2 separate regions of the Homo sapiens genome follow, and region 2 is linked to region 1. A link is a contact called in ENCODE Hi-C or POLR2A ChIA-PET data. All regions are on one chromosome and are shown on one strand. The core of a region is the stretch at or near the end of the contact, and the rest is flanking DNA. Distances in the headings are between cores, read along the strand shown.

The links. A loop is a pair of places that touch in the nucleus more often than their neighbours do. ChIA-PET counts read pairs that join two places held with the same protein, here RNA polymerase II (POLR2A). Pooled maps may share reads with other maps.
Region 2: a loop to region 1 is called in a pooled map of adrenal gland, with 2.2 times the contacts of the local background. The contact joins two enhancer-like sites. A Hi-C loop is called at or near these places in 7 of 168 maps with a recorded cell type or tissue (CD4-positive, alpha-beta T cell, Caco-2, Calu3 and 4 more), 1 of 37 single-sample maps with no recorded cell type and 19 of 50 pooled maps. POLR2A ChIA-PET finds 5 or more read pairs at or near these places in 1 of 52 experiments (MCF 10A).

Annotation. Positions count from the first base shown.
Region 1 is chr1:245,307,841-245,314,057 of GRCh38, forward strand. The region is part of intron 2 of KIF26B (kinesin family member 26B); the gene reads left to right. Among named protein-coding and RNA genes, the nearest start is that of KIF26B-AS1, 76 kb to the left of the region's middle. RefSeq lists a silencer at 3,414-3,589. Within about 2 kb of position 3,236, at least 3 of the 41 ENCODE cell types and tissues checked have a DNase peak (open chromatin) inside an H3K27ac peak, as active enhancers do.
Region 2 is chr1:246,005,592-246,012,066 of GRCh38, forward strand. The region is part of intron 5 of SMYD3 (SET and MYND domain containing 3); the gene reads right to left. Among named protein-coding and RNA genes, the nearest start is that of SMYD3-AS1, 100 kb to the right of the region's middle. Within about 2 kb of position 3,045, at least 2 of the 41 ENCODE cell types and tissues checked have a DNase peak (open chromatin) inside an H3K27ac peak, as active enhancers do.

The DNA of each region.
Region 1 (6,217 bases), core at 1,986-4,485:
CGCAATTCTCCTGCCTCAGCCTCCCAAGTAGCTGGGACTACAGGTGCCCGCCACCACGCCCGGCTAATTTTTTGTATTTTTAGTGGAGACGGGGTTTTACCATGTTGGCCAGGTCTACCAGGAATCTTTAACTGGTTAATCTTTCAGTCCAACTTTGATATCAATTGTTAACTCTTGAGACCATTTTCTATTTCAAAACTGTCCATCTGACTCGTTTCTATTACTCTGAAATAATAGAATCTCAGAATTCTGTGATCTACCTTCAAGCCGATTAAATGGGAATTTTTCCCAGAGAGAGTTTAAACCGGCCTCTGGGTTAGGGGAGAAGTATAGACCCCAAAGACCCTTACAGAGAAATACTTGTCATCACGCTCCTGGAATTCTGGGAGAGGGAGAGGCATGAGAAGGCTGTGTGGCCTTGTCTTTGAAATACAGAAGTTTGGTGACGCCTGGAACATTTTTTACATGACAAATATGGTGAAATTTAACAGGCTATCAAAGTGCAGATCAGGCCAACTGAATAGCAGTTTTGGGGAAAATGACAAGGTGCTAGGTAGTGGAGAGAGGAAGATTAAATAACCTACTTGGGTCTATGTGCTCGTGAAGACACGCTCATATGTCTTCCTTGCATGGATACCTGCCTTGCTCTAAAATAAACTTGAAGTGTGTTTTTAAAAAAAGCATGTGTGCAGCCTGGGTAACATAGTGAGACCTTGCTTCTACAAAATACAAAATAAAAAGAGTAGCCGGGCATGGTAGCGTGCACCTGTAGTCCCAGCTACATGGGAGGCGGAGGCGGGAGGATCACCTGAGCTGAGGAGGTTGAGTTTGAGGCTGCAGTGAGCTGTGATTGCACCACTTCACCCTGGCCTGGGCAACAGAATAAGACCCTGTCTCAAAACAAGACAAAACAAAAACATGAATGGAACAAGAAAGAATCATGAGGTGAGGAAATGAAGGTTAAGGGAAGATGAGGATCAGAGGGAGTAACAGGTTCAGTTCTAAGATGAGGTCCGCATGTGGAATACATACCATTAGGCACGAAGCTCGGGCTGGAAGTACCCTACAGACTGCACCATGAGCTTCTCAACAGACAGTGGGTAAAGGAGTCAGTGACAGAATCTAGGGCTTTTAAGATAAAAGCAAACCAGTTGGCCAAGGAAGAATGGCTATTTCCAGCACAGATGCCTGAGGGCCATTTTTTCTGAGGATGTGGCTCTCACCCTTGATGGACAATCAGGACATTCTAGCAAATGTGCATTGTGCTCTAGAGGGGTGTGTGCAGGGAGCATAGCTGAGGGATGGAGGGGCTCATGTGCATCAGGATTGCCTGGAATACCAGGGATTATTAGTGCCAATAATGCTGTCAATGACGTTGTGATGGTTAATTTTCTGTGTCAACTTGACTGGGCCGCGGGATGCCCAGATATTTGGTCAAACGTTGTTCTTGGGTGTGTCTGTGAACAAATAGCCCTCACTGGTGCAGGTGAGTCTCATCCAATCGGTCGAAGGCCTGAGTAGAACTGGCCTTCCCGTGAGTCAGATGGAAGTCCTCTTGCCTGACTGCTCGATCTGGGACATGCTGCTTTGGGACTCCAGCTGAAACATCAGTTCTTCCTGGGTCTCAAGGCTGCCAGCCTTTGGGATGGAATGACGCCATCGGGTCTCCTGGTTCTCAGCCCTTTGGACTACCACTGGGACTGTGGTGATAGTCTCTCTTGGGTCGCCAGCTGGCCAACTGCAGATCTTGGGATCTGTCATTCTCCATCTTATGATAAATCAATAAATACCTCTCTCATTATATATATAATATATAATATGAAATAAATTAATAAATATCTCTCACTATATATAGTGATATATATATATTAGGTATATTTTATATATATGTATATCCTATTAGTCCTGTTTCTCCAGAGAACTCTGGCGAATACAGACATTCCATATGCAAAGAGAGGCCGCGTGGTCTTAGGTACTAGTTGTAAAATTATAATATATATTATATTATATATAATATTTAATATATATAATAAATCAATAAATATATATCTCACTATATATATCTCTTACTATATATATAAATCAATAAATATCTCTCTCTCACTATATGTATATATATCCTATTAGTCCTGTTTCTCCAGAGAACTCTGGCCAATACAAACACTCCATATGCAAAGAGAGGTCACGTGATCTTAGGTACTAGTTGTAACATTATAATATATATTATATATAATATTTATTTTATATAATAAATCAATAAATATATATCTCACTATATATAAATATCTCTCACTATATATACATATCAATCAATAAATATCTCTCTCTCACTATATGTATATATATATATCCTATTAGTTCTGTTTCTCCAGAGAACCCTGGCAAATACAAACATTCCATATGCCAAGAGAGATAGCGTGGTCTTAGGTACTAGTTGTACAATTATTTTACATTTGAAGAGGTAAACCTTTGGGTTCATAGGCTTTCTAACTGATGTCATGGAGTGGTGGGAGGGTTTTGTTTTCCCTTATCCATTAACTTTATTCTTAAAATAACAATATCACTAATAACATTTATGGCATACTTGTAAGCACTTCACATATATTCTCTCACTTAGCATCATGACAATATTCTAAGGGGACTGAGGCACTCAGAGCTTAGGAAACTCGTTCAAGGTCACCTAGCTAGGAAACGATGTGCTGTTTTCAAGGCCCTCATCTGAATAAAACTATCTTCCCTTTACTCTCAGCGGTGAAAATGGGGGAGAGATCTGTATTGGAAGCTCATTCAGATGTTGCCTTCTTTTGCACTCGAAGGCTTTGCTCTCTGAAGGCAGGAAGCAGCAGGCACGTGTGCAGGGAAGGCTGTGTATGTGGCATGTGCAGGCAGCAGCAGCAACGCGGGACGATGGGGAGAGAGCCCAGGGGAGGGAGGATGCCTGCAGAAGCGGCTGTGATGTGTGGGAAGCCCCGCTGGGCCGGCACTGTGGAAAGGTGACCTGCAGAGCCACAGCTGCAAATGAACCACTAATTTTCCCATCTCTGCTTGCAATTTACAAAGCACTTTCCTGGTGTCATGAGTAGCTCCCAAGTATCAGAGCAGGGATTGAAACTTAAGTTGTTTGACGCTACACTCTGATTTCCTCACCCCACCTCACTGTCTTGCCAGTTCCAACTGTACCCCTCAGGAATTTCTATCAGGAGTCTGTGTCAACATCAGCATGAAGCTGAAGAAGGAGAAAGGAAATGGGGCAACAAAGCACACAGATGTTCCTAAAAAGCAAAAGCGGAAGAGAGAAGCTAGACTCGCCTGTCTCTGGTTTTTCTCACCGCCTGATTGTTCCTTTCAGATGACCCGCATCTCTCGGAGCTGACCTCAGCTCAGCAAGGGTGCCTGTGACCCATGGAGCAGTGGCCACTATCTCTGCATTGTGGGAGGGTGGTCCGTGTTGGGTCTGCAGGGTCGTTGTCACAGCGATGAATGTGTAGATCTGTGCTTGCTGAAGCTCAGGCTGGTCGCTGTCTTGTCATCGTCTCCTGTTACACAGCTTTCAGGCTGCTTTTTTGGGGAAGTTAGACTCGCCTGCTCTTTTTTGGGGAAGTTCCACCTCACTGCAGCCGGGTATGGTGGTTTGCTCCTGTAGTCCTAGCTACTTGGGAGGCTGAGGCAGGAGGATTGCTTGAGCCAGGAGTTCGAGGCTGCAGTGAGCAGAGATCACACCACTGCACTCCAGCTTGGGTGACAGAGTGAGACCCTGTCTCTAAAATAAAATAAAATAAAAATAATAAATAAATAAATAAATCACCCCTTGGCCAGGCGCAGTGGCTCATGCCTGTAATCCCAGCACTTTGGGAGGCCAAGGTGGGTGGATCACCTGAGGTCAGGAGTTCGAGACCAGCCTGGGCAACATGGGGAAACCCTGTCTCTACCAAAAGTACAAAAATTAGCCTGGTGTGGCAGGCGCCTGTAATCTCAGCTACTCAGGAGGCTGAGGCAGGAGAACGGCTTGAACCCAGGAGACAGAGGTTGCAGTGAGCCGAGATCATGCCATTGCACTGCAGCCTGGGCGACAGAGCAAGACTCCATCTCAGAAAAAGAAACAAAAAAATCACCGTTTAACTCAGAATCAGCCACGCTGAATTGAGGTGAGGTTTTATGCATATCAGATTGAAGACCTCCTCCGGGGAGTGGTAGGCTGATGGCTTAGTCATCCTATAAAGAGCCCAGCATCTGACTGCACAGCTGGGTCTACCTACAGCATGGAGATGGCTATCTGGGAATAATGGGCACTAGAATTGGAGGATCCTGATGAACCACTTCCTGGCCCCTTGCTTGTGCCACCTCCCTTCCCGCCAGGTAAATATTGCTTAGACACCCAGCTTCTGATTAAAGCCACATGATGGAACTTGTCCTAAGGATGCAACTGATGGCCCGTGTCAGCTTGTTGGAGTTAAAAAATATATTTTAATTTGTTTAGCTCTCTGGGGAAATTATCTGAGCCTGCATGTGATAATCAACTTTCACATGAGCTTTCAAGAGACCTGAAATGATTTGAGCAACAAAATGAGATTTTTAATCTACATAAATACAGGAGTCGTTTGCCTCTCTTTTTGTGTGTATGCGAGAGGAGGGGAGCTTAAAACAATTCTAATTCATTCCTTTTCTTCTCCCCTAGGACACTCATTAGCAATGGTAGGAAAATGGTCACAGGAGTGGTACCTTGCCTCACATTCTCACACACATTTTCCCTTTGGACTTTAAACTTCACATCAACTCTTAAGGTGGGGGTGGGCGGTAGCAAGTGTTGCTTCCCCTTTTTATGGAAAAAAGTAGGTCTCAGAGAGGTTACGTGACATGCCCAAGTTCATGTGCTGGTGGGTTGCAGAGTCAGTTCTAGAGCCCAGTTCTTTTTGGAAACTGGATCAATGCTCTTTCTACCTCACCAGCTGTCTCATATTAATACTAGAGATACTAATGCAAAAACACTACCATAATAGTATCTGCAAGAGAACAAATTCAAGGGAAGATGGATGGATACTGGCCGGGCGCCGTGGCTCAGGACTGTAATCCCAGCACTTTGGGAGGCTGAGGCGGGCAGATCACGAGGTCAAGAGATCGAGACCATCCTGGCCAACCTGGTGAGACCCGTCTCTACTAAAAATACAAAAATTAGCCAGGCGTGGTGGTGCGCACCTGTAGTCCCAGCTACTCGGGAGGCTGAGGCAGGAGAATCGCTTGAACCTGGGAGGCAGAGGTTGCAGTGAGCCAAGATCATGACACTGCACTTCAGCCTCGGCGACAGAGTGAGACTCCATCTCAAAAAACAAACAAACAAACAAACAAACAAAAAGATGGATTGACACTGCACCTGCCTGCATCAGCCAGGCTAAGCTGGGTTAAGTTGTGGCTACACCAGATGTCTATGGCTTCACTGGTTTATGCAAAGTCCCCTGTGGGGCCAGGTCACTCTCCAGGGAAGATCTCATGACTTCCATGTCAGCAGGACTTAGGGTGCACTGAAGAGGGAAAGCAGACTGAAGAGCTTTGTCGAAAGGGTGTTTAAGTTTGGCAGCCCAAAAATGACAGAGAAGTTCATAGCCAGTCACAGCCTGTGGGCTGGCTCTAATTGTGCAGCCCTGCCCGATGCACGGGCGGTTGTGAAACTGTGTCTTCCGAGTGTGTAAGAAGGGGAGAAGACCCGGAAATACTGGTGACCACTAGCCATGAGCACCACATGGTCTGCAGGTCTGAGCGGTCAAAAGATCTGTTCTGTGGAGCAGGCTCCCCTTTAACCATGTCCCTGTCACAGATCCCGCGGCAAGCATTCACACCACCTGGAATTAATCGGGAAGAAAGTCGCAGTGTTTAGCAGATATTTCACAGATATAAACTGTGCGGTCTTCCTAAGTCTCTGCACATGATCAGCTGAAGATTGGGCTTCTTGTGGTGCACATACCATTTTCGTCATTAAATCCCCAATGACTCACCTTGTCCTGAAACTGTTAAAGCTCCTTAGCAAGACTGAGGCCCATCCTGATTTGGGCCCCGACACCCTCCCCAGTCTCTTCTTTCATGGCACCCCTCCTGTCATCTGGGTTTGTGAAGCTCCTTTCAGTCCTCTCAAAAGAGCGTTTCTCTCTTCCCCCTCTCGCTCTCCGCACCTGCTGTTCCCTCCGCTTTGAGGTATTTCCTCCTCACTCACGTCCCTCTTTGTCCA
Region 2 (6,475 bases), core at 1,795-4,294, 700 kb after region 1:
AGGGCCTAGGAAACAGGTCCAGTTTTCTGCAGAGAGTCATATGGGCATAGTTTAAGCATGTAAAGGGGCACGCTTACAGTGATGTTATAAAAGCAAAACACAAGTACCTGCTTACTGCAGAATCCTCTCACAAACAGAGAATCCTATGAAAACTGCAAAAGGGATAAAGAAAGAAAAAGTGGGGGAAGCCAGGTCCTTCAAACCTCCAGTCAGCAGTCACTCTCAATCATTACCAGACGTCGTCACTGAATTTAGGGCCCCTGTCAGAACCAGCACACATATGGAGCCGTGGTTACAGGCCAGAACACACACCTCTTGACATTTAAAGATGTTCATCTTCAATTGGCCTCCATATGAGATGTGGAGTTTGAGAACCTAATTGTTCCCAAGCTCTGTGAATGGGTTTTATATACTCCGAAGACAGCTAGATATTGAAAGGGGAGAAAAGGCGGGATCTTGACATTTGGGAAGCAATTCTACTACACTGTTTTAGGATTGGTTTTAAAAATTAAAGACGGTGATTTGATGTTTGTGTTGAAAGCACAACCACGTCCTGACTGCTAAAAGAAATCTAACCTATATGTCATGGTCCCCCAAAGCCCCAAAGTGGATTTTAAAGTTGTTAAAGTAAAAATCTACTTTGTAGGAAGAGCCCGCCTTGCTATTCTACCTTAAAACTGATGAGCGAGTTGGAGGGACTGGGATGTTGGAGGGGCTGGGGTGCTGGAGGGGCGGCGGGGGGCGGGACAGGGGAGACACGGGTGGTGAGGAACAGTCCAGGGATATCCAGGCTGGACCCACGTAGGTTCCTCTTCCTACCAAAGGGGAACTGGGACGTGCTCCCTGTTTCCCAGACGGAACTCCTGGGTGATAATGTGAGAAGCCCTTACTGCACATCTGTCTTTCCCCACATACTTACAAAGTTAGGGGGAAAGCTGGAAAGTGATATGCAGCCCCTGTATAATTCTGACTTATTCTCAGAAGATTTTTTAAAAAACTAAAAAATAAATGGAAATCAGCTGCAGCCTTCCTGATGTGTGAATAGAGACAATTTAAAAGACATCAAGTGCCAAATACTGACCTGTCTCGCCTAACAAAACTGCCCTGTCTTTCAGCCCACTGAGAACAGAGGGACACACACCACAGGGAGGTGAGCTGTCTCGGAAGGAGCCCTCCACGCAGACCCCACAGCTATATTAACTGTGCTTAACGTAATCATGAACACATAATCGCGGGGCTATTGAAGACTCCATAACAAACAAGATCAAGGAGCCTGGAGCCTCTAAAACATGAAAACCAATTAGCACTATGAAATCTAAGAGCAGACACAGCCAGAGCTCGAGAAAAGGCATGGGCAGGAGCTGGACTGCTCAATCCTGCTCACTCCTCCCTTCCTTCCTGTTACACGGTTCTGTTCTGAGGTGCTGCTGAGAGGGGCTTCCTCTCCTGGGCCAGAACTGAGGCTAAGGCCCGAAGCTGAGGACAGAAAGTGATCAACTCCCCACATTCTAAAGAGGCTGCTGGAGAAGCGGCCACGACTGGGGCCTGACATCCTTCTCTAGGGATTATCAGGCAGCACTCTGCTACCCATCCCACAGGACCGTAACTTATCCTTCCCAATCCGTAGAAAGCAAGACTCTGAAGCATGTGCGTTTGTCTTTGGCCTTGTGGGAGGTTTCTATTCAAGAGGAAAACTGATGCCATGAAGGATGGGATGAGGTGCTTTCTCTTCCCAGAAGGGAAAGATTTGGGTGCCTCGTGAAAGGGAGTCTGGAGTCAGCTCCCTGGTCAATGATCTACTTGCAGAGACAACTCTCTGATCTCACCTTAATAAATGAGATTCATTCACCTGGCACTTTGGGTTTCATGTAGGGGGAGAGATGGAAGAGTTAGGGGAATAAAAGGAGATGAAAGGACTAAAGAAAAGGCAGAAGGAGGCCGGGCATGGTGGCTCACATCTGTAATCCCAGTATTTCGGGAGGTCTATGTGGGTGGATCACTTGGGTCCAGGAGTTTGAGACCAGCCTGGGCAACACGGCGAAACCCCATTCTACCAAAAATAGAAAAAAAAAAAAATTTGCCAGGCATGGTGCCATATGCCTGTAGTCCCAACTACTCAGGAGGCTGAGGTGGGAGGATCACATGAGCCTGGGAGGTTGAGGCTGCAGTAAGCCGTGATCACACCACTGCACTCCAGCCTGGGAAACAGAGCCAGACCCTGACCAAAAAAAAAAAGGCAGTAGGGCATGACAAAAAATATACTGTGGGGCAATTTGTACTCAGACGTGGGAAACAGGATTAAATGCATTAGAAAAGAACTAAACTGAAATATTTAAAAATGACAGTAATCAGTTAACAATCCATTCCCCATGGATAAGAAGGCTGTGATTTTTACACCAAAGGAAAAGTGTTTAAGTCATAGTCCCTACCATAGGGGCTTCAACAAAGTGATGCCAAAGAAAGACTACTGTCCTACGAAGACAGCCATCTGGAGGAGGTCCTAATGGTATCACAAGCGATGTGACAAAAATGAAGTCCCTTCATTTCTCTCAGCCTTTCCTTACCTGTAAACAGGGCAAGAATGGAAGGCTGAAATAGCCAGAGGTTCCAAACCTCAATGGTAATGAAGAAACACAACCTGTGCATTGTATTCTGAAAGGCCTCGGAGAAACTGTGTCCTTATCCACAGACGCACAGAGCGGTGTTGGAGAAACATCAGTTACCACTTGCCTAGGATGTCTAAGGGCTCTTGACACATCCTGTAATGCGACGTAAATAAGAAATAAAGGTGGGCCTCACTGAAAGCAGAACTCCTCTCAGCCGAGGACTGGCTTAGCCTGAGTTTCTGGGAGGTGATCTGCCCTCTGGGCTTCCCCTCCCTCGGCCCATTAACATTTCTGTACTTAGAAGTCGGCTGGGATCCTGGAGGGCATAAGAGCTGTAAGAATGCCATGACTATTTTTAAAATTTTGAAAAATAAATACTAGAGGCTCTGGCAGCAACAGCGCTTGGGGAGTAGCCGTACCTCTGAAGTTTTCCTTTCCTTTCTCGAGCAACGCAGGGAGGGAGCTGTTTAATGAGGAGTCTCAACACCGGGGAACAAAGCAGTAGTGTTTGCACACAAAGCTTGGTGCTGGCAATTTTCTCGGTTTCGTTTTTTCATGCTGCCAAAGTCATTTGTTTTGAAAATAAGAGCCTCTCCTTTGCCCTCAGCATCCCTATTAAGACACTAAACCACAGGATTAATTCTGTTTAGGCCTGCAGAGTGAGGTAAATCCTCTGAGACACCTCAGCACCTTCCCCAGGTGAGACAGGAGAGTCCGGGGATGAAGAATTCGGCTCTGGAGTCACAGACTCAAGTTCAAGTGCCAGCCGTACCGCTTGCTAGCAGCGTGGCCTTGGGCAAGTCACTTGGCTTCGGTTTCCTCCTCTTAGCTGCAAAATATGAAAAACGGGCCTGCTATGAAACGACTGGCCCATAGTCAACACTCAGTAAATGATAACTATATAAAATAATGGTGGTAAAACCAGCAAAAATCGACAGGTGTGTATCGTTGGGCCATAATGTGAAACCACGCTCAAAGTACTTTAATATAGCATCCTTCAAGGCGCTCACAATGCTGCAGACTGTAGGAGCGAAGTCAGCAATACAGGTTGGAATTCATGTATTGGGGGCTATACTAACATATACAAAGTATACGTGATTTGTCTAGGTTGTTTTTGATGCAAAATAGCCTGAAGCTAGAGGACACCACCTACTCTTATCTACAGTGTCCCTTCTGTTTCTAGGAAGAGTCTACAATCCTAACTTTAATGCATTTTTGTCTAAACTAAGAGTCTTCACATTTTTTGAAGTCACAGAAATATTTGTGAATATATATTTTTAACTGGGACTTGATTACTTTGTAACATGTATGTGTGTATACACATACACACACGTACATAAAAGGGTAACAACGCAAAAGGCAATACTGGTTTGTGTATATATCATATAGTGGAAAGAATATTAGATTCAAGTTAGATCATCTACTTCCAACACTGCAGATGGCCAGAGCCGTAAGGCAAGTCTCTCCAATCAGGTCTTAGTATTCTCCTTATTTAAAAAAGGAGAAAGACATTAAAATACCTTCAAAATTATTGTTGTGACCCCAGGCAGAGTAACTAGAATGAAGTAGAAGAAGCTATTGGAATATGACGTTGTCTCATGTAAGATCTTTTTTTTTTTTTTTTTTTTTTGAGATGGAGTCTTGCTCTGTTGCCCAGGCTGAAGTGCAGTGGCGTGATCTCGGCTCACTGCAACCTCCGCTTCGTGTCGTGAGATCAAGCAATTCTCCTGCCTCAGCCTTCTGAGTAGCTAGGATCACAGGTGAGTGCTACCATGCCCAGCTAATAGGGAGGCTGAGGCAGGAGAATCGCTTGAACCCAGGGGGCAGAGGTCACAGTGAGCTGGGAATGCGCCACTGCACTCCAGCCTGTGCAACAGAGCAAGACTCCATCTCAAAAAACAAACAAACAAAACAAAAACAAAAAAACAACAAAAACCCCAATATTTTAAAACATAACAGTAGAAATTGTGTTTGTGAATGTCATAAGAAGTTTCTTTACTTCTTCTAGTTCTCTGTTGAGAAACAATACAGAATCGTATGCTCTGTCTATTGGGGCAACAATTCAATCACAGCAGGATAAAAATTGACTTTTAAAAAGTGACCCCCTGCTCTTGTTTTCTCCTCTCCTTCATCAGTTCACTACCAGACCTCACACCAGAGATGAAGCTTCTCCATGCAGAGAAAGACCTAAAACTCTAGCGTGATGTACTCATGGATAAGAATTGATCAACATGTATCCAGAGCCCAATGATGCCAGGAAGAAAGCCTAAACATAATTTAATAAACTCCCTCTCTGTTTTCTTCATTTCCTACTACTTTGGTTTACTTAAAAATGAGTGTTTGCAGGAGAAATCTGAGTGCATTTTTGGCAAGCAGCTGAGTTATCTTTGCTTATTCATTAAACGAACAGTGTGACGGAGAAAGTCCAAATAGGAAAGACAAGGAAAAATGGGGAAAAGTTGACTTCTCATCCCAAAATATTTCTTGGATTAAAAGGCAAACTCATCCAATCTTAAGGTTTAGAGGGCTAAAATAATTGTTCCATATGTAGCTGTTAGAAGGCATTAGATATTAACTATGGCATGGTGTCTATGGATATCTGCGTCATCTATTTAGATAGTATGTGCTGAATATCAAAAACATTAAGCTAAAGAAGGTTAAGGAAAGATGGTGTTTCCCCAAGGAAAGGTGTGCTTATCCTAGTTTGACAGTCTCCTAGGAAAACTTGGATACTTTCTTACATAGGAAGGACATATAACATGCTTCCAGAGTCACAGGGTTTGAAGACGGCTGAAGACGTCATCTTGTCCCCATATGCGGCCCAGGAAGAGCGAAGTCTAGCACCACATTGGGACTAGAAATCTACATTTTAAATCGTATTACAAATTTAGAGATCTAATGGTGTATTAGCAAGATAAGTTTCAAATACATCAACAAAATGATAGGCAGAAGGAACCTCAAAACTTTTGTGATCTGAATTCCCCATTTCATAGATGGGGAAATCAAGGCCCTAAGAGCTGAAGAAATTGCCAAAGGTTGAAAAACACTCCTCAAACACCACCTTCCTCCTCTCTGGGACTTCATATTATTTCATTTTCTTTTACTATTCTGCCTGAGCTTTGACTTTCTGGAATTTTAAATACCAATATAGGAATCATCAGCTGGTGTCAATCCTCAATAAGATGACTTAAAGTTTACTCATAATGGTTTAGCATGGTCAGAAAGTGAACATTATTCATAACGGTTTTTCATGGTCAGAAAGTGAACACTACAGGTTTGGCCTATGTGCCTGTAAAATTTAGAAAAAGGACATAAAAAGGAGGAGAATTTAAAAATCACCTAGACCACTGTCGATGCTGTGAGTGGGAATTCCTACTTACAAAGGCCCCAGTGCAAGCTCCCTCTTAGTTAGCTGCCTTCTGACCCAGCTATCTCAACAGAGTTCATTAACTCTGTTAAAACCACTAACTTATGCCATGGTAATTCACATAGGAGAATGGCATAACTAATTAATATGGGTGGAGGGGCACTGGCTCTAGCATTAAAGTGGATTGATAACTCACTGAAATCTGCATGATCACACACAAACTCCTTATCTTGCTAAGTTTACGCTTGCTCCACTACACAAACTGAACACCAGCTCTTAGTACCCTCAATAGCTACCCTTTCCTCACTGCAGAAGAACTAAGTTTTTCATCAGACACCCAAATGAAACTGATACTGGCCGTCAGTATCATTATCCACTGATACCAGCTACCAATTGCTTGCTGGTACTGGCTGTCAATATCATTGTCCACTGATACCAGCTACCAATTGCTTGCTGGTACTGGCTGTCAATATCATTATCCACTGATACTGGCTACCAACTG